Linked DNA regions of Mus musculus: region 1 is linked to region 2. The links are chromatin loops, found by intact Hi-C in ENCODE. Cell type or tissue: heart. All regions are shown on one strand. Each heading gives the region's core, and the rest is flanking DNA. Links, peaks and the distances in the headings are about the cores only.

The links. A loop is a pair of places that touch in the nucleus more often than their neighbours do. Peaks named below come from ENCODE experiments on the same cell type or tissue, not always from the same donor. Only the 100,000 strongest peaks of a DNase experiment are listed, where the experiment ranks them.
Region 1: it touches region 2 in a loop (4-fold over the local background); 10 of 42 quality-filtered maps call a loop at or near these places.

What each region holds. Positions count from the first base shown.
Region 1 is chr2:30,468,009-30,482,896 of GRCm38, forward strand. It overlaps Ier5l (immediate early response 5-like), which reads right to left and starts at 6,191. Exons shown (of 1, transcript NM_030244.3): 1 at 4,623-6,191. The coding sequence starts at 6,003. The coding sequence ends at 4,783. It overlaps Gm31291 (a long non-coding RNA gene), which reads left to right and starts at 6,300. Exons shown (of 7, transcript XR_003954013.1): 1 at 6,300-6,466; 2 at 7,067-7,270; 3 at 8,361-8,428; 4 at 10,905-10,957; 5 at 11,235-13,717. In heart, for the core only: CTCF peaks have their summits at 4,432 and 6,223; DNase peaks (open chromatin) are centred at 4,003, 5,023, 6,263 and 7,693; H3K4me3 peaks cover 3,677 bases; H3K27ac peaks cover 3,619 bases; H3K27me3 peaks cover 1,709 bases.
Region 2 is chr2:30,538,088-30,552,975 of GRCm38, forward strand. It overlaps Gm31585 (a long non-coding RNA gene), which reads left to right and starts at 6,404. Exons shown (of 3, transcript XR_374225.3): 1 at 6,404-7,951; 2 at 8,758-8,829; 3 at 9,391-9,757. It overlaps Gm14487 (predicted gene 14487), which reads left to right. Exons shown (of 3, transcript NR_166439.1): 3 at 93-933. In heart, for the core only: a CTCF peak has its summit at 7,022; DNase peaks (open chromatin) are centred at 3,672, 7,164, 8,963, 9,914 and 1 weaker place; H3K4me3 peaks cover 1,029 bases; H3K27ac peaks cover 5,693 bases.

The DNA of each region.
Region 1 (14,888 bases), core at 3,416-11,415, 70 kb before region 2:
TTTGAGTTAGCAAAGATGGTGGTTCCTTTCCTGTAGCAAATCTGTGATCTGGGAGGCCAGGCCTGCCTTCTTCTGCAGCAGGAAGCTGGTCTGCAGGAAGAGAGTAGGGAGCCTCCGAACACTGAGGGTGCATTTTGGAAATCTCTTGACTGTATCCAGCTGTACCTGAAACCAGCAGCACCCCTGGCCACTGCATGGTTTGGTGCCACAAGCTGTCACTTACCCAAAGTCTTAAAGGACAGAGGAATGGGAGAATCCTGGGTAGGGTGAATCACAGACACCACTCCATCTTCTCTGCCTTTGTCCTATACCCTGCAGAAGGAAGCATTGAACGTGTGCTTCCAGCCAGTCAGCTCAGACACGACTAGATGCTGTAGCCTAGTATACATTCAATTGTGAATTCTCAATCTGGCCATTTAAGCCACATCCAGATCAGCTGCCAGCTCCAGTCAATCATAAGGCTACAAATACCTCCCCACCAGGCTGGGAGCTCCAACAGGTAGAGAGGCTGGCTCCCAAATGCTGTGACCTTGGATGTATGTTCTCATTTCCAAAAGGCTGGATCCACCTCTAAGGGTAGCTGGGAAGTTGAAATTAGTAATCCACAGAGGTATTTGCTGTTCTGGCTATTTATTGCTTTGGTGGTATTGAGAGAGCTTTCCCGGGGCAACCAGCGCACACTTTGTAGATGTGCGTCCAGTGGACAGAGCCAGTAAGACGCAGCACTTGGTGTGCATCCTGTTTCTCTGCACAGTGGCCCTCTCGGGAGTTCGGAGCAACCCCAGCCCCAGTCTTCTCCAGAGGGCAGCTCAAAGCTTTGTGAGGCTCTATAGCTGTCATATCTAGCTCCAAGCACAGCTAGAGACTGGCTTAGCCCTTCCTCAGCATCAGAGGCAGCCTGCCTTGGGATGTATGTTTTATGCTGGCGGAGAGTCGATTAGCTGGGGATGACCAGGGGCTGAGCCTCTGTTTTCTGGATGGCACCTTCTGTCAACCATGCGGAGCCCCAGTCTCTTCATCCTTGGTCTTGCTGGAAGGGACCTGGCGGCTCCACGCCAGTGACCCCATGCCTAGGACTCTCATGGCTAGACAGTCCCACCTCTTCCCCCCAGTGTTTCTGGGGTGTTATGCCTGTGGAGCATCAGTCTCTCCCGGGGAGTTGTGGGCTGCCACGTTGTATGCTGCAAAGGAATCCAGGGGCTGTGAAGGGGATAAGGAGAGGAGGATGCTTGGAGATTCATGTGTCCCAGGCAGTGGGAGGACGGGTGTGGTCCTCAGTATGGTGCCCAGCCTTAGTATCTGGGCTGTTGTTTATTTCAGGGGGGATGTCTGTGTCCTCTGTAGAGCAGTTTCTCAACCCTTTGTATTATTGCGCAGGGTACCTAGGCCCTGAAGACAGAAGCGGGGCTGGGGGTCCTCTCTTGTGCAGCTCCCTGAGCTCATCCCCTCAACTCCCAATTTCACTAGATCCCAATGTACCCAATATGTCCTGAGCTCAGAAAACCTGCGCGGATAGGGAAGGAGAGAACCCTAGTCTGTAGTCTTGCTGATCTCAGAGCTTCTATTTCGCACCCAAACACCGACCCCCCCCCCCAACACACACACACACACACACACACACACACACACACACACACACACACACACACACACACACACACACACGTCTTCCCTACACGAGTCCCAAGGATAGACGCGAAGGTCCCAAGCCCCTCACTGGGAGTTTCGCTGTTACCAGCTCCACGCTCCCAACAAAGGCGTCCGACCATGTGCCCTTCTCCACGCAGACCTGGAGTGGGAGAGCTCCACGCTCAGGGTCTCTCTCAGACCAGGGCTGGGTGGGGATGCGATGTTAGGCCGCCCGTGCGCGGGTGCGCCGGTGCGTGTGTTGCCTCTCCCAGCAGCCCGCCCGCCCCCGGCTGCGCCTCGCCCACTCCCATCCGCACATTCTGCAGCGCCTTCCAATTGGCGCTAGGGGGAGCCGTGGCAACTGACTTGGATTGACTCAAAACTGCATCCAACAGCTATTTCCTTAGACTTGTAGGGGGATATGGGAAGGGGGTTAAGATGCACCCCCTCTTTAGCTCCAGTCTCTTCCCGTGGGAGGCCAAGAGCAAGTCTTTGGGTGTGTGGGTGAGGTGAAGGTGTCTTTTCTCCCGGTAACTCACACCTCCAGAGCATCCCTCTTACCCAACCTAGATCGCCGACCTCCGCGGCCTCCCCAACCCCCACGTTTTGGAGTGTCCCCAAGAACTTCGCCACGCGCGACAGCGAGATCCAGAGCCGAGAGGCCCCCTGAGAGTGAATAACATCCGCCTCTCGTCTGGACTTGGGACGCTGGGCGACAGCGCCTCCTTTCACCCAGCGAGGCTTATGGGGTGGGGCGGCGTGAATCGCCTGGCCGGTGGCTGAGAGCTTTGGCGCAGAGAAGGGAAGCAAGGGGGCTAGCCAGTGAGAGCGAGAGATCTTTAGGGAGGCAGCCAGAGACGAGAGACATTGCGAGAGATCTTTAGGGAGGCAGCCAGAGACGAGAGACATTGCGAGAGACGCTACCCTAAAACAGCAAAGGCTGCCGATTTATCTTACCCCACTGCCCTCCACGCCTCCCCAGTTCTTTTTTCCTATCCCCTTAGCAAGGTTGGAACCACCCGTGTGCCCTGGGGCCGGAGCCGCGGCTCCAGATGTGAATTTGGTTCCAGTGGGAAGAACCCGAGCTTCCTTCGGTGCCTTGGCACATTCTCCCACTCTGAGGTCATTCCGTAGGTGGTCAGAGGGGAGCGCGCGCCTGGAGCCTTCCTGCTCCATCCACAGAAGAGAGAGGCGGGCGGGAGGGAGCAGAAAAGGAGAGGGGAGGGGCACGAGGAGGGAGACGCCGCCAGCACACCACCAAGTGGCACTGAGCAGTGATAACAAACTCAACTTTAAAAAAAAAATAAGAAGAAAGAAAGAAAGGAAGAAAGAAAGAAAAGAAAAGAAAGGAAAGGAAAGGAAAGGAAAGGAAAGGAAGAAAGAAAGAAAAAGGAAAGGAAAAAACTTCCCCAAGTTGCTTGCTTGAGACGTGCTGATGTGCGCGGTCTGAGGATCAGGTCAGGGAGTGTGGGTGGCCCAGAAGTCTCCCTGCTACAGAAAGTAGGGGCCAACTAGGCCCTTGCAACCCTGGTGGTGCATGGAAATATGTTGGAGGCTGGCTCAGCTTCCTGCTGGGCAGCGGGTTCCCAAGGGGGCAAGACCCGCTGGTGAGGAGGGCTTATGGAGAAGACCTTGTAGCACCGGCCTCCATCCCCAGAACGCACACATACTGACTCCCAACCCTAGCTCCATCCCCAGCACACACACACACACACACACACACACACACACACACACACACAATTCCAACCCTGGCCCTGCGGATATGGGGGTATCCATGGGTTTCCACCATGGCCCTGGAAAGCTGGTGTTTGCTTGCGTGTGTGTGTGTGTGTGTGTGTGTGTTTAGATTTTCTCACCTCTAAGCCCATGTGAAAGCAAAGGAACCACCATACACTCTACAATTGACTTTTTATTAAGATTATAAATTTAAACAAATAACCTGAACAGTTTTACCCGGTGAGATACAATTCATTATGCACAAAAATACAGGAGGAAGAAGGGCCGGGAAGGCAAGGTTGGCAACTTGTTTTGGAGTCCTCGGGGTGTTGATGGCAGAGACCCAGAGGGGCACTAAGCGAACCTCACCTTCTCACAACAAAAGGCTTTTAAATTAAACAAAATCTATCGCGCTGAGGACGGAGACAGGGTTCTCACAGGCTGGAACAATGCTGGTTTCATGAGATGGGACCGAAGGCTAAAGCACAAGGTAACTTAGAAGCGCGCACAATCACTAGAGCTGACCAGGAGCTAAGCGAAAAGTCTCCAGCTCAGTCGGCGGTCCGGGCCCCTCCCTCCCCCGGGGATCCAGGTGAAGGAATCGACTTCCTTTTTTGTTTAGTGAGGACCGCAGTGCTGGGCATGATGGGAAATGTAGTTCGCCCTGCTCGCCCTCCACCCCTTTCCCAACTGTGCTGAGAGTGTCAGGGTGCCCCCCCCCCCCCCCGCCCGAGTCCGCGAGGCGGGTGGAGGAGGGGGAGGAGGACGGAGCCAGAGGGGCGGGGAGAGGAGGGGTTCTAGACGCCCAACCCGGCAAGAAAAGAAAAAAAAGTTGAAGTGTTTTCATTTCTGCCTTCTCATTTTGAGAACTTTGGAGGCCGCCCCCAGAGAGGAAATGTGACCGAAACGTCCCTTTTGGAGATAGAGTTTGCCTTTGTTTTTTTGCTCAGGGTTTCACAAGACCCGTTCCTCACCCCAGAAAGGCACTCAGGAGAGCGGAACGTCGGGCTTCCCGGCTCTTGACAACTGATTAGAATCGGCGTCCGGGGCCCCGCGCCCTCCTGCGTTGCGCCCCTGGCGCGCCCGGGCACCCAGCCTCGCCCCCGGCGGCCGGGCACCTCCTCCGGGCAGCAGCCCTGCCTCACGTGGCAGGCTCCTCGCTAAACACCACTGCAATCAGTACAATAAAAAGGGGGGGAAAAGAGTAAGAGAAACACAAAGCATACTTAAATAGGCGCTTTTTCTCTGCAAAAATAAAGTCCAAGATTTTTAGATTTTTTTTTTTTATTTTACAATTTATAAAACATCAGCCTCTGCTCGTCCCCAGCTCAGCCCCGAGTGGCCAGGACCCGCTCGCTCCCTATCGCCCCTTGGCCGAGTCTTTGTCTGGCCCCAGCCCCGCGGGGCCCAGGGTCCCCATGCCCTCGGGGGTCCCTAGAAGGCGACAATGGCTCGAGTCCAGGCGCCGAGGCTGGCGAGCGCCTGCTTGGCGCACAGCTGCCCGTTGAGCGGCGGCGGCTGCTCCGAGGAGTCCGGCTGTCGGCTCACCAGCCCCGAGAAGCCCGAGCCAAAGATGGAGATCAAGTTTGAGATGTTGGACGCGTCCGGGGACGAGTCCGGGCAGAAGTCCTCGAAGCGGGCGCGCTTACAGGGGGCGAATGGGGTACCCCCGGGGGGCTCGGCTCCCAGGTCGCCCGCGTCCTCTTCGTCGTCCTCTTCCTCCTGGCCAGGGTAATACTTGCGCTTGCAACCAGCGGCGGACGCCAGACCGGGTCCCGGAGCGCCCTGGCCACAGCAGGGGCAGTGGGCGGAGGCGCAGCAGTCCTGGTGCAAGTAGCCGTTTTCTACCGTGGTCACCACGTGAGTGTCCAGGTCCAGCACGGTGGTCTGGCTGCTGCAGTGCACGCCGAAGTCCGAGGGGGCCGGGTACGCGCCCCGGTAGAAGCCAGTGGATGAGGAAGGGGCTGTAGAGGCGGGCGGAGAGGAGGCAGCGACGGTCGAAGGGGCAGCCCCCGGAAGCACCGAGGGCGCAGAGCAAGCGGCCGGGACGCGAGGGTCCCGCGGGCAGAGCGCGGCGGGCGCGGGCGGCGGCAGCGGCGCGGGACCCGGCTGCAGCGGCTCCAAGTGCTGCCCGCGGTGGGGCGCGCCGTGCGGCGGCTGGAGCGCAGCGCACCCGGGCAGCTCCGAGAGCGCCCCCGCGCAGCCCGCGGGCGCCCCGGCCACCGCCACCGGCGCCGCCGCCGTGCAGCCCCTGGGCGCCGGGTGTTGGTGTTGGTGCAGCTGCTGCTGGAGGTGCAGCTGGTGAAGCTGGTGGAGCTGGTGCAGCTGGTGCCGGGCAACCGGCTCGCGCGCCTCCGCGTCCCCGCCGCCGCCAAGTTGGAGCGGGCCGAAGTCGGCCGCGCTGGCCGGCATTCCGGGCGCCGCGTAAGCGAGGTGCTGGTGCTGGTGGTGGGGCGGCTGCTGTTGCTGCTGCTGCTGCTGGCGCCGGTAGAGCTCGGCGTAACGCTCGCTCAGGTAGAGCTGGCGCGCGTTGCGGAGCACGTAGGACACCAGGAGGTTCTTGTGCAGCTTGATGCCGCCGCGCTGGGTCCGGGAGCTGTGGATCTTGCGCAGGGAGATGCTGATCAGGCTCTGGGCGTCCAGGGCGCACTCCATGCTCCCGCGGAGACGCGGGCGGCGGAGCAGCCGCCTCTGGTGCTGCGAATGCTGCTCCTTGCGTGTGTCTCCAGTTGGTCGCCCGGGCGAGCCAGGCACAGGGAACCGAGCCCGGGTCGGCGGGTCGGCGACACTCCGAGAGAAGTCGCCACCATGCGTTGCGCGCCACCCGCAGGCTCACGCTCCCCAGACGGCGCCAAAGCAATGAGCCTCCGCCGGCCCCGGCCCCAACTATTTAGCTGGGCAGCAGCGCCCCGCCCCACTGTAGATTAGCCAATAGAAGCGTGTAGAGCCTTCCGACTGACAGCCACTGCCCTCCCCGGGACCACTTGACTGGCCAATCAGACCAAGGCGGTTCCTTTGTGCTATTCAAATAACGAACGGACCCCGGGCCTCCAACGCCGCCGTTGCCTCGAATGTTCTCCTGGGGCCGCGGCACCTCGTGGGACTAGGAGCCTCCGAGGTAGTCTCTCTCAGCTTTGGGTCGCCTCTTGGGAGCCACGTCGAAATTCGTAGCTTTCCTGGACGTGGCTCCTGCGAGCTGGGGGTCGGCTCACCTGAGCGCAGCGGAGATGGCTCCGCCCCCTTCCGCATGGTTGGGCCTCACCTGCGGCAGGTGCGCGCGGTTCCCCCGCTTCGAGCCACGCGGCGCCTCCTCTTTTCCACCTGCCACGGCCGGGGGCAACCTGGGCGAGCTGAGCCTTCTTCCAAGAAAAGCTGAGTGGGGGGCGCACCTGAGAACTAGAGTGCTGTCTTGGAAGAGAGGGTTTGGGGCCTGATTACCTGATGTGTTAGCCCAGGGGCCTCTGGGAATGGTCACGGAAGGGCCTCTCTTTCTGTTTGACTCAAATCCCAGTGATTTTTGATCTCTAGTAGAGAAGCTTTGTGATCGTGAGACTGCCTGGGTGGGGGGTGGGGGTGGGGGTTTGGGCTATGAACCCGCCCCAAGCTTCCTCCTCTTTTGGGAGACCTCTTCTTTCCTGACTTAATATCAATGACAATAGAAGCCCTAAGTGCCTAGCTTGGATCTCTTACCAGAAAAGTCTGAATTTCTCCCTTTAAGGTTCTTGGAGGCCAAGCTTGAGACCGCTTGAGTGGAGCAACCTGTTAAGTTTTGGTCCTTACCCTGAGCCCCAGGAGTACCCAGGCCAAGGACTTCTCCACTTTTAGATTCTTATTCTGAGTTATCTACTGACCAATTGAGGACAGAGAGCAGAAAAGAGAGAAGATGCCTGAGAGTCCCCTTGTACTGAGAAGCTTAAAGAGAGTAAGAGGGCAAGGGTGGGTGTGGGGGGCCCAAGATGCCAGCCGCAAGCCTCATCCACCGCGTTTAAGGTTCCTTTTAGTACTTAGGTCAGAAAATTGGCCCAGGCAGAGTCCAGGGCTGGGCCCTTGAGTGGGACTGGGGGATGGGGGGGGGGGAGTGGGGCTCTTCTGAAACCCTCTGTCTTTGGACCCTCTCAGCAACTCTGCCCCTTGGCCAATGTCTCAAGAAAACCACTCACCAATTGTTTCTGTAAGTGGTGGCAAGTGTCAAAAGCGGGGGACAGTTTGCTCAGGTTTTCAGATGAGGAGGCGTAGTCACTAGCTCCAAAGAGGCTTTGTCTAAGACCACAGGCTCTGGGCACAGTGCTCTGCTCCGTCCGCACCATCTGGGGACATGTAACTGTTAGAACAGCTCTTCTCACCCTGTGTCAGCAAGGCCAGGATTACGTTGTGGGGCTGAGGCTGGAACCTCAGAACAAGCACACGTGGTGGCATTGGGGATGTAACCTCATGCATCCTGGGGGTATAAAGCCGTATCTCTGCCCACCTGAATATCTCAGAAGCTTACAGGTTCAGGAAGGGAGCGGGATGCTCCTACAGCCAGGAGGACTGAGCTGGAACTGGGGGAGTCTGCGGCTCACAATGGATGCTGTCTTTTCCCAGTATTTAGTGAAGAAACTTGAGACTTGAAAGAGGTGGTGGCGGGATTTGAACCGAGTTCTGTAGGTGCCTGGAAATATGTTAGTGGGGCCGAGTACACTTCCTCAGGCCTAGCTCCTGATGAATGATGTAATGCCCCTGCCCCATCCATCCATCCATCCATCCACCCATCTATTTATTTATTTTTTCCAAGTGCCCCAGGACCAGAGTTCTCCAGAGCTCCTGTGGAGGCAAATATCATTCTTGGTTCCATACATTCATAGTCATTCTTAGCGCTGTGACATAGAAGATAGCTCTAAGGACCAGCCTGGGAATCAGAGTGGGAATAGAAGTGGGTGGTGGACTAGGAAATCAGGTCCCTCTTTTGGGCTTGGTATTCCCCCCTCCCCCATCCCTTCCCCAGCCACCACTAAAGGTGAAGTTCTTTTCAGTGGGAATGATGAAGTCTCACGCTCTGAGGCAGTTGAGCCACCACTGAGCCACACCCCCAGGTACCAAGGTGAGTGTTGAACTAACTCTAAGGCCCTTTCACTTGTGTGTGTGATTATGTGTGTGTGAGCACTGGGGATGGGATTGGTGAGGGGTGCAGACAGGCAAAGTGTGGCCACTTTGGGGGGGCTCTGTGTAGCCCCATGGGGGGGGGAATCTTCTTTGCAGCCTGTTCTCAGTCTTCCTTCCTTCTCAAGTGCGGGCTCTGGGGTCAGCAAGCTGAGCAGTTGTTTGGCTTAATAAAACCCCTTGATCTTTTTTGAGGTAGCTTTGGGCAGGGGAGCTGCTGCAGATGTTTCAGAAAACCTCCCACTGAAGGAGGCAAAGGACAAAGGACAGCTGAACTATGTGTGTGTGTGTGTGTGTGGCATGTCCTGGGGGAGGTGTGGCTGTGGGGGGGCACCTGGTAAGGATTTATAAATATGGATGGAGTGGGGTCAGCTGCATTCAGACCTCTGCTTGTGCACACAATGATTTGGCAGAATGCTACAGAGACCATTCAAGACTCTGTGTGTGTGTGTGTGTGTGTGTGTGTGTGTGTGTACATATGTGTGTGCACACGTGTGCTTCTGTGTGCATGCATGTATTCCTGTGAATGAGCAGGGCCCTCAGCCACCACCTTGTAGAGGGGAGCAGTGCACGAGGCAAGGTTTCTAGAGATCACCTGAGTGAGGTTGGGGTGCTCGCCTTTCTTCCTTGCCAACACAGGTAGATTACATCTGGTCTGAGTAACCATTCCCTAGAGGAAGTTAATTAATGCCTCAATATTTACCAAGTGTCTGCTGGGATGGCGGCTCAGAGCAGGGCATGGATCACTGGGGACCTGGGTTCCATTCAAACCCCAGGCAATGCCAGCCCCAGGTGGGTCAGTGCTCTTATGCCCTGTGAGTACCCAGAAGCTGCATACACCAGATCTCAGGGCATTTAGGAAGGTACCTGGCCAGAGATGGGATTTAACCTTTGGGGCTTTGGAATAGTTTTAGGGGAGATGCCCGGGTGAAAAGCATCTTGGGGGTGTTGTGCTTTGAGTTTGGGGGTGCAGTGAGTAGGGGGGACTTCTTAGGTTTGTTTATATGCTTACTCTCCTGAGAGAGGCTTTCATAACCTTTGCCTGGAGGCCATGGAAGTGTAAGGAAGAACAAGACACAGTTGTCCCCTGCAGTGAAGGAAAGAGATGGACTCTCACAGAGCAGACACAGGAGGCCCAGGAAGCTCCTTGTGATAAAACCAAGACCTTAAGACCAAAGAAGAAGAGATGCTTTCTACAAGTATAGAGTCAGGAAGGGGGTTCAGTGAGGGTCTGATTTACAGTAGGTGCTCAATAAACATCTGTAGAATACAGTGAATGTAATGTGTAGAAGCTATAACGACTAAGGCCAAGCAACCCTTCTCCCCATTTCCAGATAGGTAAACTGAGGTCCAGAGAGGGGGTAGGGTGTGTTCTGGAATTGGCCTAGATGCCCCTTCAACATCAGCCTGTCTCCCTGTGCTCCAGGCTCTAGCTGAGGCTGTTTCATATGGGACTTGCTCTACGGGGTCCCTGGCCCCCATGGCCCTCATGTGGCAGCTAGGCATGGCAACACAGGAGACTGCCTGGTGATAGTAGTCAGTGCTGCAGGGCAAGGTTGGGGTTTTGCAGCCAGGAAGGAGAGCAGCTATTCTCAGCCCTAAAGGACCAGGGAGAAGTTTGCCTCACACGGTCCTAGCAAGAGACGCAGTCCCAGGAAGACAATGAGGCCTGGCTTCGATAACCTCAAGGCCCTTCACCTAGTAAGAAAGACTGGCCTCATCTCAGCTTTGAAGAACTTGTGCCCTCATTCTCACCAGGTCAGGGCTGAAGCCCACACCAGTCAGTAAGGCAGGGCCTCTAATAATCGATACCCTATGGCTGAAGCAATAGAGGCACAGACTATGTGTCCTTCCTGAGGTCATACAGCAAGGAAGAGAGGGGACAGGATCTGGAGGAGATGGACACCATACTGTGGGTGGGTGAAGGAAATATGGTCCCCACCACTGCCCCCCCCCCCCAGGTGACTGTACTTGTGGACAGCATGTACAATGTTGCTAGTATCTCTTGTGGGTTTCTGGACACTTAGCTAGCTGGGTATACATTTGTTTATTCACTCATTCAGGCTGCAGGCTAGACTACTTGCAGGCACTGGCTAGGCTGTAGGAAGAACACACAGCAGGTCTCACTACCTGGAGTCCAATTTGAAGTATCCTTTTCATCCCCTGACCAATCCAATTGATTGATAATGTCTGCCTGGAGCTCTGGGTGAGAAGGAATTTGGTATGTACCACACTTGATTAGTGATGTCTGCCAAGGGCTCAGCTGGAGCCTTCAAGACCAGTGTGCTAGGCAATTTGGACACCTGGGGGTTCCAACAGATTGAGTGTGGGTTGTGGGTCCAGGATCAAAGGACAGGGAAGTCCTTCGAGAAGCTGGAAGAAGGGAGAGCAGAGCTCTTTCCTCTCTTCTTCCTCAGATTCCTTCCAGATACTGTACCCTGGGCAGGCTGGGATAAGCCTCGTTGACCTGGTGAGTTTGGGGCGGTATGAATGGCAGCAGCTAATCCCTCCTGTCTGGAAGTTGTTTTTTTGGTTTTTTTTTTTTTTTTTTTTGGTTTTGGTTTTTCGAGACAGGGTTTCTCTGCATAGCCCTGGCTGTCCTGGAACTCACTCTGTAGACCAGGCTGGCCTCAAACTCAGAAATCCGCCTGCCTCTGCCTCCCGAGTGCTGGAATTAAAGGTGTGCGCCACCACGCCTGGCTGGAAGTTGTTTTTAGAATTCAGTGTAGACCTTTGTCCCTGCACAGCTCTGCTGGGAGTTTCTAAGGCTCTTAGGACAGAACCTTCGAACTTCGCTTTCGTTTGGGTGCTGGAGGCTGCTGAGGTTGCATTGCTCCTCATCCCTGCACCAGATAGGTGAGAACCCCGGGTGCCACTGTGGGTGCTGGCTTTGCCAAGAGCTGCTTTTCAGTAATTCTCAAAGCATTCGAATGTAGTGGGCAGTGTTGCAGACCCATTTGAGAGCCAAGTGGATTGAGGCCCAAGGAAACAGGGTCCCAAGCCTGGTATAGTGGCTTATGCCTGTCATCCCAGTACCTGCGGTGCAGACAAGAGGGGCTTGGACTACAGGCTGATCTCAAGGACAACATCAGTACATGAAACCAAATCAAACTAAACGACCCAGAGTGACACTGGGTGTGGTGGCTCCCACCTGTAATTCTAGTACCTGGGAGGCCAGCCTGTGCTGTATACATAATTAGTACCAGGTCAGCTGGGATGGCATAGCAGTGCCTTGGTTCAAAAAGCAGGAGTGGGCCAGGTGATTGTGGCCACATCCCATTAATCCCAGTTCTCGGGAGGCAGAGGCAGGTGGATTTCTGTGTATCCAAGCCTGGGCTACACGGAGAAACCTTGTCTCAAAAAACAACAAAAAGGGAGTAGGGGAATAGATGAGTGGACAGACCATAGTAGGGAAATAGGCTGATGGACAGACCATACCCTGACATGGCTTTTTGAGTAAAGGCACTTGACAACCCAAGTCCCGTTCAGAACTCACACAGAAGTGGAAGGAGAGAACGGTTGTCCTCTGTGCTCCACATGTGTACCTGAGCTGGGAAGACATGGCCTTTACCCACCCCTGCCCTGCCACCTTCTGTCTTAGTCTTGTGCATACCTATTGGTTCTTTCCTGTATATTAAGTGCCTACTGTTTACTGAACTCTGGGTCAGCTCCCAGAGCCATGGGAGTCCTGCTGTCAGGAACTGTCCTTACCTTTTCTTCAGGTGGAACAAAGAAGGAGTAAGTGGGGAGAGACGTGTACTGGACAGCTCTGAGTATGGCGGCCAGTGCCTGTGAATTGGACCTGAGGGTGGGGGGTGAGCAAGAGGCTAGAGAGTGAGAAGCCAGCCTGGGTTAGTTACACAGCTAGACTCTGTCACAAGCAAGCAAGACTGCCTTGAAGAAGAAAGGAACCAAGGAGGCTGGAGGAAAAGACAGTGCCCACCTTCTCAGGCCATGGGGTGGAGGGTCAGGTCCCCTTTATTGGTGGGTGGTACCCCTGTTGCTCACTGCTCAGGACCTGAAGCTGAGGCTGCTCCTCTGTTACCCCTGCTCCCCCAAACTGGAGAATTTTTAATGCTGGTTCCACAGAACAAAGAAGTGTTTTTGTTTTGAGAGCTCTCTCTCTCTCTCTCTCTCTCCCTCTCTCTATACACATCTGCACATGTGTGTGTTCAAGCCTGCATGTGTATGAAGGGAGTGAGTGCTACGGAGGCCAGTGACACTGTTTCTAGTTTCTTTGTCCTTAATTCATCTTCCAAACCCCTCTCTATTCTCAACTTAATAAAAACAAACAAACAAACAAACAAAACAAAGCCTGAAGGGGCAGGCAGGAATCCCAGCTACGCCAGAGATGGAGCAGAAGGATCGAAAGTTCAAGGCCAGCCTGAGCTATCAAAAGAGTTTAAGGCACATGTGGGCAGCTTGGCCCTGCTTTAAAATCGTTTGTTTGTTTTGAAGGTGTGGGGCATCTCTGTTCCAATGCTTGCCTCCCATGTGCCAAGCCCCGAGTTCAATCCGAGCGACTACAGAACAAAGCTGAAGTAGGACCTGGAGCCGGTAGTGTGGCTCACTTGGAAGAATGCTTGCCCAGCGCCTCGTAAACCAGGCCCACACCTGTGGTCCCAGCACCTGGGAGATGGAGATGAGATCAAGGTCATTTTCAGCTACAGATGATTTTGAGTCCTGATCCAGCATGGGCTACCTGAGCTTCTGTGTCAAAGAGAAACAAAGAAACAAAAACTGAGGGCTCTCTTCACTCCTGGCCCCAGTGCTGGTGCTGGCTGAAGGTTCCAAGCGTCCCCACATCTGTGTCCTCATGGCACCTACCTGGCTCTGTGAGATTCAAGCATTTTTGCCATTCAGATGGGAAAGCAGGCACTGAGACAGAAATGGTTTGGGGTGTCGCCCTCCCTCTAGCAGGTGGTGGAGTAGGGGGTGGGGCTCTTGACTCCCATGACCTGCTGAGTCTTTGTTTCTGGTCTCTCCTCTCCCCAGTGAATTTCTCAAACCTGCCATTCTGCCTCCAGGAGAATGTAAAAGTGTGGGTCTCACTGGTGACCTCAGAGGACCTGAGAAGGGGGAAGAGAAAGGGAGACATAAACAGGGCTGTGAAGAGCAGGGCTTTTTCCAGACCTGACCCAGGGTGGGTCTTGTGCCTGCTGTGGTGGCTCTTGTACCCTCTGCTTAGCTTATTTGGTGAAGGATCAATGCATGTGACCAAACTCTCCAGGTGAGTAGTTCATGGGACCCCTCAGGGACCTGGCTGAAGTATTTTTACTGTCATACCCATTTCACAGGCAGGGTGGGCTTGCTTGATGCCAGAATAGACCCTTCTTAGTCCTGACCTCTATAGAGGCACTTACCAGGTGTAGGTAGCCTCTGGGATGCCCCCGACCCCTAGAGCTGGTTCATGAGTATGGTGTGTATGGTGGACCCTCCACCCTGCTCTGGTGTATCTCCTCAGCCTGATTTCACAAGTGCCTGCCTTGTGACTGTCCCTCTAGGGACAACTGCAGCTCCTCCTGTACTTCTTTGCTGGGGTCTGCCTTCAGTTCCTAGTTTTCCAACCCTCTCTCCTTAAGGAGGAGGGGATGATCGTATGAAGGGCACTCATGAGCCAGGCTATGCTCTGTAGCAGCGACAGTGACCTGACTGGCAGATTTTCACTCTACAGACATGTGTTTTCATTTCAGCCACGTCTAATGTAGGCCAGACCACTGTCCTCTAGGCCCCAAGATCCTGCCGTCCAAGGTTTAGTTACAGACCAGCCCCCTTCCTCCCTGCCCCCGCCTCTGTGTGTGTGTGTGTGTGTGTGTGTGTGTGTGTGTGTGTGTGTAGATGGTAGAGTCCGGATGGTTTTCTCTTAAGATTTATTATTTACTATGTGTCTGTGTGAGTGATTGCCAAATGTGTTTAGGTGCCTGCAGAGGCCAGAAGAGGGTGTTGGATCCCCTGAGGTTATAGGTGTTTGAATGCTTAGTTGGGTGCTAAGAACTGAACTTGGGTCTTCTGCAAGAGGAGCAAGGAAGTACCCTTTTCCTGAGCCACCTCTCCAGCTGTTTTTTGCCCATTTGTTTATAAATATAATGGATTTTATTTTTGAGAATTTTATGCACATATACAATGTATTTTTTTTTACCATATTCACCCCCACTGGTCTCCCTAACCTCCCCCATATTTACCCCACTTCCAACTTTGTGTCTTCTAAAAAATAATAAATCTAAGCCACTGAGTCCAGCTGCACTGTGCACACATCTATGGGTACAATGCTGTCCACTACGGCGTGCTGGACCTCTCAGAAGCCTCAGCTTTTTCCTTAAAGGAAAATAACTCTCCTCCCCCAGCAGTGAGGGGCAATCAAAAGCTCATCAGCACCTGTGGGTGGGGTGGAGGGCCCCACC
Region 2 (14,888 bases), core at 3,180-11,179:
GTGTGTGTGTGTCCCAAGTGTGTGGAGACACAAGGACAACCTCAAATATCATTCCTCAAGCATTGTGTGTCATTTTTATTATTTTGAGACAGGATCTCTCAGTGGCCTGGACTTCATTCACCATGTAAGCTGGCCGTCGAGTCCCAGGGAGCTGCCTCTCTCTGCCCTCAGTGCTGACTTTACAATGCTTGCCTGTTTTACATGGATCCAGAGGATCCTCCCTAAATCTTTACCATAACAAGTTCTCCCTCCAGCCCCCACTGCCTAAATCTTTATCATTTTTATCCTTTAGTTGCTGACAGGTGCATGAATCTCTAGATTTGACTTGTTTTCTTGCCTGCAATACTTTGGGTCATGAGAAAGTCCTTCCAGGCCTTTTCTTGTTAGGGTGGCATGATGCTATAGGTAGGCTTTAGTGTATTCCTGAGAACAAAATAAAGAAAACCATCAACCTGTACTAGCAAGGGGTCCAACATCGAGCTGTGACCCGACAGCCTTTAGAGTGGCTAAGGCAGAGTGACCACAGCCATTCCTCTCTTTCAAGTTCCAATGTGACACTTCTTTGAATCTTCTCCCTGCACAGCCCCCTAACCAGGCCACCCCTCTTGCTTCCCAGGGCTAGGAAAATAGGGTGTAAGTGTCTGTTGGACCTGGATTAAAGCTCTTCCTGGTACATAGGCACAATGATGGGGCTACTTTGAAAATAGGAAATGGATCACAGTATTGCACACAAGAGGTCAAAACTAGTGAACGCTCAGAAGAGGGGCTGGCGCGATGGAAAAGCTGGCGAAGTATGAAGACCTGAGCTCGTTTCTGGGACCCACAGAGTGGATGGAGAGAACTGACTCCTGCAAGCTGAGCCCTCTGACTGTCACACATGTCTGTGCATGAGTGTGTCCCCTCTAAATAAAATGTAATAAAAAATTTAAATGCTTAAAAGGTGGATGAGACAATATAAAAATGAGGAATGAATTTGACTGGAAATTTCTAAAAAAAAAAAACACCAAAAACAACCAAACAACCAAACAAAACCTCTACAAATTGCCCAGTCTCTTAGTCACTAGGGAAAGGCAAATCAAAACTACTATGGGATAATACTTCACCCTGCCAGGGTGACCAACAGAGAAGAGATTACCAGGTGTTAGTGAGACTGAGAACTGAGCCCTGGTGTCTCCCGGTGGGACTGTAAAATGATGGTGCTGCTTTCCACAGGAAGTGCTACCAGAGTCTGGGCACCCTGCACCCCAGATGCATCTCTATGCATTGCATCTGAAGTGAGCAGATACTGACAGGCCCCAGCCTGAGGTGGGAGGGGGCTTATTTTGGCTCCTGGTTTCAGTCTGCCATTGTGGGGAAGGCATATGACAGAGGCACCAGGCAGCTGGTCACACTGTGTGCTGAGTCAGGAGGCAGATAGTCACACTGTGTGCTCAGTCAGGAGGCAGATGGTCACACTGTGTGCTCAGTCAGGAGGCAGATGGCACACTGTGTGTTCAATCAGGAGGCAGATGGCACACTGTGTGCTCAGTCAGGAGGCAGATGGCACACTGTGTGCTCAGTCAGGAGGCAGGTGGCACACTGTGTGCTCAGTCAGGAGGCAGGTGGCAGTTCTGCGAGGTTATAAGCCTTACTGGTCTGTCAGAGGATCAGAGGAAATCACAGATGCCTGTGACTCAAGCTCTGGAGATCTGATGCCCTCTCCTGACTCTCATGAGCACATGCACACATGTGTGAACACACACACACACACACACACACACGTGCGCACCTCTACAAATAAAGTAAATCTTATAAAAACAGAACAAGGTAGATGGAACCTGAAAAACCACACCTGAGGTTGGCCTCTGGTCTCCACATAAATGTACCTGCGTGCACACCTACACGCCGACACATGCACACACACTAAGGGTGAACCGTTCCTCACCACCGAGGAAGCCCACTGGCTTCTTCCATAAACCCAAAATGTGACCACAGAAGTTTGAAAATAACAATACAACAGGACCATGCCACAGAAAGGGTTATGATCCTGCTGTGAGCGAATTCTTCAGAATGGCGTGTAGGGGACTCCTACTCAGAAATTAATTATGTCTGAGCATACAGTTGGTACAGTTAAGGTCTCTGGGCTGTATTCTCCCATGCTTTCTGTGACCATGCGGTCGCTCATAGCGGTTGACAGCTGTGTGTGTGTGTGTGTGTGTGTGTGTGTGTGTGTGAATGAGAGAGAGAGAGAGAGAGAGAGCGCGCGCAGAGCGCACTAAGTTGAGCCTACTCTCAGGCCACCCCCAGCATGCTGTCCTGAGGTGGAATCTTTTTCTTCCTTTCAAGGCCACAGTGGACACTGAGCTGTCCCTGCATTGGCTAAAGTCTCTCAGTCTACGTTCAGTTCTTTGCCCCAGGTCACCTTCTGTCCCCACTCCGAATATCTAGGAGCCAGACTCAGCAGCCTGGGAAGGCAAACAATGGGACACTTGGAGGGCAGCTGGGGCCAGGGCTTCAGCAGTGGGTTGGGCTGGGGCCACCACAGAAGCTACTTGTGGCTGGTCCTGGCTGTGGCTAGAGCAAGGTCCTGCTCAGGTCAGCTCCTGAGGACCCCACCCTGTGCTGAGCAAAGTGTCATCAGGATGGCAGGTCTGAGGCCCAGGGAGGCAGGGAAGAAAAGAAATCCCAGCTTTTAGCTTCCATGCTTAGCCTGTGCCTTTCCCCAGGCCTTTGTTTTTGTTGTTTTGTTTTGTCTGTTTGTTCTTCTTGTTGTTGTTTTAGATGGTTTCTTTGTGTGTCCCTGGCTGGCTTGGACCAGGTTAGCCTTGAACTCACAGAGATCCACCTCTGTCTTCCAAATGTTAAGATTAAAACTGTGTGCCAACCACCCAGTTCTGAAGTCCCCATGTTAGCTGTGAGCCCTGGGGACCATGTGCCTACTCATCTCTACAATGGGGTCTGAGGGAGAGAAAGCTCTCAGCACTAGATACATATATGGTGCCTGCTGCCTTCTCTTTCTGTTTGGCTGAAGGCTGCCTCTCTCTCTCTCTCTCTCTCTCTCTCTCTCTCTCTCTCTCTCACACACACACACACACACACACACACACACACACACACACACATCCATCATTGCAGGCTGCAGGGCCTGGAAGGCTGTCTGTGGTATATGCAGGTCTCACTACTGTCTGGGAAAGGAAACAGAGCCCAGGAAGCCCCTTGCTTTGGGCAACAGCCTCCAGATTCCAGCTCACAATCCCCTCCCTGGTCCCCCAGGAGGGCTCTCTGTCTGGCTCTGGACCCCAGCCTTCACACCATTCACACCAGGGCTCTGCAGCAGCCCTGACACTGGGGCTGGTAGTAGGAGGGGTCTCAGCCTCTCCCAGGACTTCTGCATCTGCCTGCCTTTGCCTGGATCAGGGAGATGGGCTCCTGACTAAGTGGGCCTCTGCCCACTGTCTGCAGGGAAGCAGAGACCTGGTTCAACTGAAAATCTGCAATGGCAGGGGTCTGAGAGAGGGAGAGAAGGGAGTCTAGCTACCTGATTCTCCTGGAAGCTAAGGGACCAGGTCTCCCCCTTCCTGTCCCCTGGATGTCCTTGAAGCTATTTTTATGTGTTGCTGGAAACCAGAATTACAGCCAGAGCTGAGGTGCTGGGAGGTTTCCCTGGCGCTCTGGGTCTTGCCTCAGGGAGCAAAGGCCTTTACGGGAAGATTGGTGGAGGTGGGCCAGGAATCCACCATGCAGGTGGGGAGCATGGGTCCCTGGTTAGTGGAGGTCATTATTAGCAGGCCCCTGATTGGCACACGGGTGAGAACAGTGACTCGGGGAGGCTGTGGTGCCTGTGACATTCAGTCAATCAATCACCTTTGGCCTCTTTTTTTTTTTTTTTTTTTTTGTCTTTAGACAGTATGTAGCTCTGGGAACTCTATGCAGAGAAGGCTGGTCACAAATTTATAGAGATCAGCTTGTCTCCTGCTTCTAGAGTGCTTGGATTAAAGGCATACATTGCCACACCAGGCATGGCCTCCTTTTAAAAATTACACTTATTTATCTATTTTGTGTGTGCGGTGACTTGTCAGTGACACTAGTGAAGGTCAGATGACAGCTCGAAAGAACAGGTTCTCCTCCTGCACCGTGGCTCCTAAGGATCAAATTCAGATAAGCTTGGAGGCAAGCATCTTTACCCACTGAGCCATCCTAGCCTGCTTGGGCATTTAAGAAGGAGCCCTCCCAGGGATCAGGAACAGGGGCTGGAGTAGGGAGAATATTGCCCAGAAGCGGGGCTTGCTGGTCTCTGCCAGGTCTGGGTGCAGGGTGAGGGTCACCCTCAAAACAGAGCCCTGTGTTGTGCTCTAGCCACCCTCACATTCATGTGCTGTCTCACAATCCTCCCATGGTTCCCTACTGCTCAGCGGAGACATACATGCCCATTTCCTCTAGAGCACGTGTCTGAGGAGTTTGACCTTGCTTGAGTGCTCCCCTCCTGGCCTATGAATTCTCATTCTGGCCAGCACCTTCCGAGGAGCACCTTTTGAGAATGAATCCAGAGGGAGGACCAGAGGCAGGGAGATGTGTGGTCCAGGGCAGAAGCTCTGGACTGAAGGTGACTGCCCAGGGTGTATAACTCAAACTCCCTTAACACTGTTTGAAGACACAAAGACAAAATGGTGGAGATTCCTATGGAGAGCTCTTGGTTGCTGCCCTGAACTTTAAAGAGATCAGGCAGCAACAGCTTTGTCAATGGCAGGAATTATTGGTTACAGTTTATGGTCACCGGGGCTCTTGATTTGAGGTCTCCAGTTCTTCCGTTTACATTTCCCTCTCCAGATGTGCTTCCAGGGGCCAGTTCCCCAGTTCCCTGTCTCCATGGCCGTCCCCAAGGACATATTCTGGGCTCCCAGCTCCTCATCTTTGTCACCTGCTCATGCTTGGTGTGTGTGTGTGTGTGTGTGTGTGTGTGTGTGTGTGTGTGTGTGGTATGTGTGTGGTATGCATGTTTGGTGTCTGTGGTGTGTCTGTGGTATGTATATGTGGTATGTGCAATATGTGTGTGTGTGGTGTGTGTGTAAGTGTATGTGTGGTATGTGTGGTATGCCTGTGTGGTGTCTATGTGTTTTGTGGTGTATGTGTGTGGATATATGGTGTATATGGTGTTTGAAATGTGTGTGGTGTATGTGTAGTATGTTTGTAATATATTTTTGTGGTGTGTGTGTATATATGTGTGTATATATATATATATATATATATATATATATACGTATATATATATATATATGGTATAGAAAGATGTGTGTGGTGTGTGCTTGTGTTATGTATGTATGGTATGTGAGTGTGTGATGTGTTTGGGTATGATGTGTGTATGTGGTGTATGTTTTGCGTGTGGGTGTGTGTCTCTGTCTATCTGTCTGTCTGTCCACGTGGATTCAAGGACACACTTGGTTGTTCCTCAGGAACTTTCTGCTTTGGTTTTGAGGCAGGGTCTCTCACTGGCCTGGGCATGCAGATTCATCCATGCAGGATGGCTAGTGAGCTCCACGGCTCTGGCCTCTGTCTTCTCAGGGCTGGCGTTACAAGCCTGCATCACTGTGCCTGGCTTTCCAACGCACGGGTTCTGGAGATTAAATTCATGTCCTCCGGCTTGCAAGGCAAGCATTTTACTGACTGAGCCAGCTCCCGACCCCTGAAACTCATTTCTGACTCCAGGGCGATCTGTGTCTCTCCAAGGGAAAAGGTGGAAGATGGTAAGGTCAGTTACCTGCCCCAGCCAGGGGAGGACAGGGAAACGGTGTGGGTGCGTGCGCACACACCCACATTTCAGTCTTGCTCTCCGAAGGCTGATCTGGGGGCCATTTTCTAGAATCCAGATTGTTGACTGTTGCCTGCTGATTCATGCCCTGGCTGGCCTCAGGGCTTCTTTCCCCATCATGCACAGTGCCTGAGCTTCTGAATCCAGGCTCCAAGGTGCTTAGGCACAGTGCTTTCCCCACAGAAGTCTCTAGCTCTGTTAGAAGGTGCATCAGCAATGTCACTTCCCAGGAGAGTCCCCCACCCCCACCCCAGCCTCCTCCTTACTTGCTGGGTGTTATGGCTTCTGTTCTTCCCTTCTCGGGTATTCATGGGTACTTGAGGTATGGATTTGTTTGCCTGTTTATTTCTTTAATGTCTGTTTCCCTGACCAGATAGTGGCTTCTTGCAGATAGCAATGCCATGGCTCACCTCTGCAACCCAGTTCTTAGCAGAGCTGCCAGCATCCAGCTGACCTGCATAAAACCTTACAGGATGAATGAGTGAATAGACTCCTCCATGGAAGAAGTGATTCAGGCTAACAGAAGCTCCCACCTAGAGGATGTTTGTCCCTGGCCCTGTGCTGGACTTGGCAATCTAGCTTCCCAGACTCCAAGTCCCTCCTGAACAGTCTGTCTTCTGCTTTTGCTGCCACTGAACATTCTTGGACTTCCGTAGAAGAACCCGTATCACCTTGTTTCAGATTCTCAGTTACATTTTTGATCCAGCGGCAAAAATGCTATCATGGTCCCTGGCTGATGGGCAGCGATTCCCACAGGCATCCTGGCTCCCAGATCTGGGCACTGGGACTTCCACCCCCTGCACTGAGAGGTGCTCAGCTATACATCTGCCTGCCTATTGCAATGGGGACAGATTGTATTGGCTGACAGGTTCCAGTCTCCTCTTCCCACTTCGTTGATAGACACACTGAATCCAGCTTCGACAGGGTCCCAGGGTCACCTCACTCCTTATAAGATGGGTTTCCTGCCTCAGAAAGAGCACCTATTTCCTGGAGGGTGGCTGGGAACCTTGGCTATAATTGAGTCAGTCGTGGGTGCCTCACACCAACCCTGTTTACAGATAGCCAAGCTGAAGAACTGGAGGGTCTGTCTGATCACGTGCCCATGGCTCAGGGTAGCTGGTGGCACGGAGCCTGCATCTGTAGAATTCTTGAATCTTAACCTTAGTTTATAAGCAAAGCAATACCCGGTACCAAGAAGGATGTCATCAAAACCACGTGGTGCAGGACTCGGCCTGGTGGGCGTCCTCCGCACTGCGGACTGCCACAGGTCTGATCCTCTTTTGAATGACACACAAACCACACCCAAATCTCCTGCTTATTAGTCCTCCTGGCCACGCCTAAGTCCAACCCCCGCGCTGTAGGTTCCGCCCCCCGCGGGCAGCGCTGGCCTCCCATTGGCCTCCGTTTCCATGGTTACACGAGACCTGCGGCGCTGCTGGCTTCCCGACACGTGTCCCACGGAGCCGCCCGGAATTTGACAGGGGACCATGTGCGCGGCAGCGCGGGAGCCAGACAAAGACGGGGAGGCGGTGGGGGACGAAGCCCGGTGGAGAGACGAAGCCAGGCGGAGAGGCTGGGAGCCGCGCCTCCCGCCTGCTGGACACCTCGCTTTCCTCATTATTGCTTGAAGAGTGGATTAAACAAACAAACAAACAAACAAAAATTAATGGGAGAGAGGTGGGAAAGGATCAGAACCAGCCCCACCTACTGTCTCTTCTACAGGAAAAACCCACAGGCGAACATCTTTTATGACTGTGAACGCGCAGGCTCCCTGCTTACACCTCCTGGCCCTGGGCATCTCAGCCCACCTTAACTTCAACCAGTGAGGTTCAAATTCAGTTGATTTTGCCTGGCTAGTTCTAGTAAGGAAAGCTTTTCTGGCGTGGTTGTTTCGATGCTTGAAATAAATGAGATCCAAGCAATTGTGGGGAACCTCTCTGGCCCAAGCATCCTCTGCCTCTCTTACTGCCTTCAGGCAACCTCTCCCATGAGGCCCTCCTGGGCTCTGGCCCCAGCGCTGTGGGGCACGGACTTTGTCCTCTCGCACCCCCATTTCTCCTCTTGCAGCCCTTTGTGATGGCTACCATAACAAATCACTCCAGATTTAGTGTCATAAAACAACAGCGGAGTTCTACAGGTCAGAGGTCAAATCTGGATGAATTCAAGGTGTGCAGCAACATTGGGTTCCTTCTGCAGATTCTCGTGTGTGTGTGTGTGTGTGTGTGTGTGTGTGTGTGTGTGTGTGTGTGTGTGTTTGCACTGGGTTCCTTCTGCAATCTCTATGTCTCTGTCTCTGCTTCTCTCTCTTGTGTGTATGTGTTTGTGTGTGTATGTGTGTGTGTTAGCACTGGGTTCCTTCTGTAGTCTCTATTTCTGTCTCTGCTTCTCTCTCTCTCTCTCTCTCTCTCACACACACATACACACACGAGAAAGAGAGAGAGAGAGAGAGAGAGAGAGAGAGAGAGGACTGGGTTCCTTTTGCAGGCTCTCTCTTGTGCATGCATGTGTGTGTGTGTGTGTGTGTTAGCACTGTGTTCTTTCTGCAGTCACTCTGTCTGTTTCTCCCTCTCTCTCGTGTGTGTCTGTGTGTGTGTGTTAGCAGTGGGTTCTTTCTGCAGTCTCTGTTTCTGTCTCTTCCACCCCCCCACCTATCTCCCCCCCCCTCTCTCTCTCTCTTTCTCTCGTGTGTGTGTCTGTGTGTGTCTCTGTGTGTGTATGTGTGTGTGTGTTAGCAGTGGGTTCTTTCTGCAGTCTCTTTCTGTTTCTGTCCCCCCCCCTTGTATGTGTGTGTTAGCAGTGGGTTCTTTCTGCAGTCTCTTTCTATTTCTGTTCCCCCCCCCCCGTGTGTGTGTGTGTGTGTGTGTGTGTGTGTGTGTGTGTGTGTGTGTAAGGGTCAGCCTCCTTACCTTTCTCCAAGCAGAGAGCCCACCCCCTGACTACCTTCCTGATCTTTGGCCCTGCTTGCTCTTCAGTTACCTGCTTTCCCATCTCAGAGTCCCTCAGTCACTCGGATGAACTAGAAGAAACCCCCGGCTCAAAGGCTGGTGAGCTGCCTCTGTTCCTCTCTGCTGTGAAACAAGCCATCTGTGTGCCCCAGGGGTTACGCTTGGGACATTGTTCTGCTAACCAGTTCACCTCTCCAGCTCCCCCCACCCACTTAGAAGCCTCTTTCTCTTCCAAGTCTTTCTCCCACGATGCCTGCCTGAGGTGGTGCCTGCACACTTCAGGTCTCCTCTGACCATAGGCCAGCACTCTAAAGTATTCCTGCAGCCTCTTCTACCTACAAGGAAAGCCAAAATGGCGCTGGGCCACACACAAACCCTGATCTGCCCACCCGCTGGTCTCCCCCAGACCCTTCCCTCTCCTACCCTTTCCCTTTGCGTCCTGTTTCCTGTATATTCCACGGTGTTTGTCACCTCCTGGCCTTTGCCCGGTGGTTCCACTCTGGATCTTTCTGTCTGTCCGCCTTCATTCATGTCCCCAGGAAGCTTGACTGACCCTTCCCAAGCACCTGAATGTACTTATTGTTTATTAGTCTGGCAGAGCACAGAGGCCTTGCCTGTCCCCTCTTGTCCCTCACAGTCTTGTGTCTTGTTTGGCCACAGAGCTAGCCATGAGCTGGTCCCAGAGTCATGGTGAACCCTGTGAATTTCTACTGAAGCTCAAGGACTTGGTCTAGGGATGCTGACGAGACCCACGGCCAGGACACACAAGATGCCAGAATGACAGCCGTGACGTGACATCGCTAGCAGCCGCTGACACCGGAAGCTGTTGACACGGGATGCCGCTGGCACCGGAAGCTGCTTGGTAGCATCTCCAAGCTTGCTTTACATAAGCTCTCAGAATGGCTGGGGAATCCAGCTCTCACCTGCTCCCCACTTTATGGATGAGAACCTTGGACTCTTCAAGTTGACCATACCTGCCTTTTGACTAGAGTGGAGGCCAGGGAAGTTTCTCATGCTTCCTGCTTGGAGGGGGCGGGGGCGGGCGGGGGTGGGGGCGGGGGCGGGTGGGGGCAAGCCCCAGCTGTTGTTGAGGTGAGGCATGGTGACTCTTCCTGGAGGAGGCTGAGGCTGGTCAGGACTTGGGTGGGGCTGAGCAGGCTGCTGGGAAGCCGCTTCCTTCCGGACCCTTCCTGTTTCCTTTTCCTCACTGCTCAGCCAAGCGATTGTCTTGCTCAGCCCTCCCCGGGCCTGCCTGGGCAGGATGTGGAGGCAGGAGGTTCTGTTTTCAAAAAGTCAAGTGTGGATTAAACACCTTGAACTGCAGACTCAATGTGGCTCAAAGAGTAACTTTTGTGTTATGTGTATTTTACCAAAATAAAAAGAACTGAAGGGCTGACTAGATGGCTCAGTGGATAAAAGTGCTTGCTGCCAAGCCTGGGACCTGAATTCCGGCCCTGGAACACACATGGTGGAAGGAGAGAAACCATTCCTGCTTGTTGTCCTCTGGCCTCTCCACAGGGACTGTGGTATGACGTGTGCTCTCCTCTCCAGATACATTTTAATGATTGTAATTTTTTTTTTTCTTTTGGGACAGAGTTTCACTGTGTAGCCCTGGCTGTCCTGGAACTCACTCTGTAGACCAGGCTGGCCTAGAACTCAGAGATCCGCCTGCCTCTGCACCCCAAGCACTGGGATTAAAGGTGTTTGCTACAACACCTGGCTATGATTATAAAATTTTAACATCAAATTGTCAAAAGAAAGGGAAGTGGCTCATGTCCCCGAATGTGAGGCTCTGTACCTGTGAAGCAGTCACCGCCCCTTGCCCTTCCCCATGCCTGACATTTCATTCTCTTCTGGAACTGATGACAGGTGTGAAGAGCTGATGGGCTGGCAGTCCCATAAGGGGTGCTCCTGGCTCTAAGGACCCATGGCAGGGGGACTAGGAGTTTGGCTCCTAGATGAGTCCCCCCTCCTCAGTGCTTGCAGCCTTGAGAGTCACAGGTTGTTTCCTGTCCCTGGCTTTCCTCTTCCAGCAACCATGATTTGTGGAGATGTCTTTCCCAGTGGGTGGGAGTCCTCTGCTGGCACAGTCCACTATGCCGCACTTTGACTATCATGACAAACAGACTCTTCTGTTTTCAAGATTTGTTTCTGTTTTACGAGTGTGTGATTGCATGTATGTCTGTGTATCATATGGATGCCTGGTGCCCTCAGAGGCCAGAAGAGGGCATCAGATCCCCTGGAACTGTAGTTCCAGGTCGTTCTGAGCCCCATGTGGGTGCTGAGAAACAAAGCCAGGTCCTCGACATAAGCAGCCAGTGTTCTACCACTGAGCAACCTCTCCAGCCCCTCCCTGCATCTTAAATTTGCTCAGTGGACAAAGGGCTGGGTGTGAGGCCGGGAGACTGCATAAGGCCTTTCAGCTACTGACTTCCTCTGTGTCCTAAGGAATGTCATCTCTCTGTGCAGCACCAGGTCCTTCCCTGTAAGCTAGACCAGTGTGGGACAACATCAGGACTCTGTCTGTCTTCAGTACTTCCTTCATCCTCTCAGCCTAGACATGTCCAGTGCCCATGGAGGAGGAAGAGGAAGAGGCCGAGGATGCCAAAGCCAGTGGAGCCCTTGGCTCCCAGGGCATGAACCTTCAGAGTGTTCTCAGACTCTGGCAGCCTCCACCCTGGGTTCTATTCTCTCCTGCTGGTGGTTGGAGCTGTGCCCCATCATTGTGGGAGCAAACACCCACCTTAGTCATAGGATCTCAGAACCAGGTGTTATTTCCCCATGTGTCCCATGGTCTCTACAGGACTGGGCCCACAGAAGCCTAGAAAGTGGTTTAGCTGTTGCTACAAGCAAGGGACCGAGGAAGAAGAGAAGGTAGAGAAGTCAAACTCTGGATTCAGGGTCTGTGCGAGACACACAAATGCTTCACAAGCAGAAACTGGGCCATGGTGTCACCACTGAGACCCAGAGGGAATAATATCGCTACACCCACGGGCCTCCCATGAGCCATGGCTGTAGAAAGGCAGGTATTTGAGACACAGTCTCAATCTCTGCTTATACAGGGTTACTGCTGGAAAAGGGGGCCCGAATCTCACTTGCCGGTGAGAAGGGTGTAGTGGTCCTTAGTTCCATCACTTCACAGATGGGGACAGGGAGAGTGTGAGAAGCACCCAGCAAATTCATAAGGTTAGCCAGTGATGGCCCAGGGTGAGCCTGAGACCTGTGGTACAGGGTGGGCACAGCCAGAGTTAGGCCACGTGTGGTGGTTATTATATAGTCAACTTGACAGTCTAGAACCTCAAGGGAGATGGCCTCTGGCCTGTCCCGTGTTAACAGATGTGAAGATGGGTGTCATCCTGACCATGGGTGGAGCCACTTCCTAGGTCGTGGACTCCCAGATAGTAGAGCCCAGAAAGAGCAAACTGAGTGCTAGCACACATCTTTCTGTGGTTTTTGATTATGGACTCCATGTGACCAGCCGCTGCAAGCTCCTGCCACCTGATGAACTGTACCCCAGATTGTGAGCTGAAATGCGCCCTTGGTCCTTTAAATTGCTTCGGTCAGTTTTTTGTTTTTTGTTTTTTTTGGTTTTTCGAGACAGGGTTTCTCTGTATAGCCCTGGCTGTCCTGGAACTCACTCTGTAGACCAGGCTGGCCTCGAACTCAGAAATCCACCTGCCTCTGCCTCCCAAGTGCTGGGATTAAAGGTGTGTGCCACCACGCCCAGGTTTTTAGATGCGCCAGAAGACGGTGTCAGATCTCATTACAGGTGGTTGTGAACCACCATGTGGTTTCTGGGATTTGAACTCAGGACCTTCGTAAGAGCAGTCAGTGCTCTTACCTGATGAGCCATCTCTCCAGCCCAGATCTGACACCCTCTTCTGGTAGTTATTTTTATTTGATCCAGGATCTTACTATGTAGCCCAGGCTGGCCTGGAACTCACAGAGATCCACCTGCCTCCGCCTTTCTGGAGTGCTGGGATAAAAGGCGTGCACTACCATGCTTGGCATGTCAAAATATTTTGTCATAGCAACAGGAAAACAAAGGAAGTCACAAGGGAATGAACAAAAGTCCCCATGTTAGTGGCTCTTCAGCAGGCAGCTCAGGGGCAGGAGCAGTTTCACTGTTGTCATGGCTCTCGTGTTCCCAGACCTGGTAAACACGCTCTTCTTGTTCTCCCCGGCTTCTCAGAAGCCCCCAGTCTGCTTCTCTGAATCTGATGGTCCTAGAAGCATGTAATGGCATCTGTCCTTTAGATGTGTCTAGCTTATTTCCTTTTGCATAATGTCCTTAAGGTTCACTCATGATGTGTCATGGGATGAAATGTTCTTCTCTAAAAGGCTGAAGAGTGTGCCCGGACATTCTTTTCGGGACAAAATTTAGGGCAGAGCAGACCCCGAGGATGCGTCTTGGTGACTCCAGTGTTAAGGTCATAAATGCTGGAAGGAACTGACAGACGGATTGTGGGAGACATGGCAAACTTGGGCATGGTTGGGCATAGTTGGATAAGGTTGGATGAGGCTGGGTGAAATGGGCAAGTGTTTGTGGATGTGAAGAAGAGAGTGTTGGCCTTTGCCAAGGCCCATCGAGGATGCAGACTGATTTCTGGGCCCCCAACTGATGGGTCATGTTGACCTCAGCATGAGTGGCATAGGAGGAGGGGACCACTTGGACCTGGGAGAGAGAGAGGAGAAGCAGCAAAGGCAGCAGGCACATGATATTGCTGTGCAACAAAATGGAGGGAGCAGAGAGAGAGAGAGCTTGGCAGATGATGGCACTGGCGGCAGCCTGACACACTCTCATCCTTGATGAAGCTCCAGCTGGGGAGGAGTGATGGCTGAAGGGAGGAGGGTGGAGGACCTTTGAGGAAGCTCTTAGATGCTTTTTGAGAGGCAGGAAGTGTCCTAGAGCATGAGGCGGGTCTGGTGGGGCACAGTGTCCTTATTGGCTTGTCTCTATGAAATAGGAAGCAGGAACCTCAGGAGAGAGAGTGGGGCCTGGTCTGAGGAGCTGGGGAGGAGGCACGGAAGGGCCACATGGGAGGAGACAGGACAGAGGAGACAGGAACAAGATGTAGAGATGGCTGAGGCCGCTGTGTGCTGTGCTGTGTTGCATCTCCGAGCCAGGCACCAGGAGTATGAGCACATGTCTCATTTAATATTCTCACCGAATTCTCCGGAAGACTCTGCCAGGTCTGTTCTTTGTTTTTAGTTTTATTTTTTTTAGTGTCCGTGTGGGTGCACCAGTGTGTGTGCATACATACCATGGTATCCGTGTGGGGGCCCGAAGGTGACTTGGGAAAGCTGGCTCTCTCCTCCCATGTGGGGAAGCAGACTCAGCGTCTTCACCAACTGAGCCGTCTTGCCATCCTATGAGTGTCTCTCGCTGTGTCTGCTTGTTTATTTACTTTTGAGACAGAGTCTCATGTGGCCTAGACTTGCTGTGTAGATGAAAATGACTGGAATTCCTGATCCTCCGGCCTCCACCTCTGATGCTGAGATTCTGCACTTGGTTTTCTGCCATGCTGGGGACAGAACTCAGGGCTTCCTGCACTCTGGTCACCCCTTGCCAGCTGCACTGCGTCCTCGGCCCTGGCTTTCATCTTGTGATGAAATGACAGTGACAATAATCCCAATGTCCACATTCCCTGTTGTCCAGAGAGTGAACCCACTCCCTCTAGAGCCCTGGTCCTCAGCCTTCCCTAATGCCTTGACACGTTAACACCACAACCTCATGTTGTGGTGACCCCCCAACCATAACGTTACTTCATTGCTGCTTAATAACTATAATTTTGCTACTGTTATAAATTGTATTGTAAATGTCTGATATTCAGGATGTCTGATATGTGACCCCTGTGGGGGCTGGTACCCACAGGCTGAGAACAGAATCTCTAGAGGATGTTGCTGGTCAGTGGAGCCTGTGGGAGGTGATGAAAAATGAGGGTGGGGCTTTATGTCTGTATCACTCTTATGATGCTGCGGATGGCACCCAGGGCCTTGCACGTCTCTACCCTGAGCTGCATCCGAGCCCTATGGAGAGCCCTTGTAAGAGGCCTGGAGCTTTCTTGTTCATCAACCCCACAGGCTGCAGAGAGAAGGCAGTGTTTATGAGGCAGAAAATGCTCGCTAGGCAGGGGATTCGCCAGCTCCTGGATGGA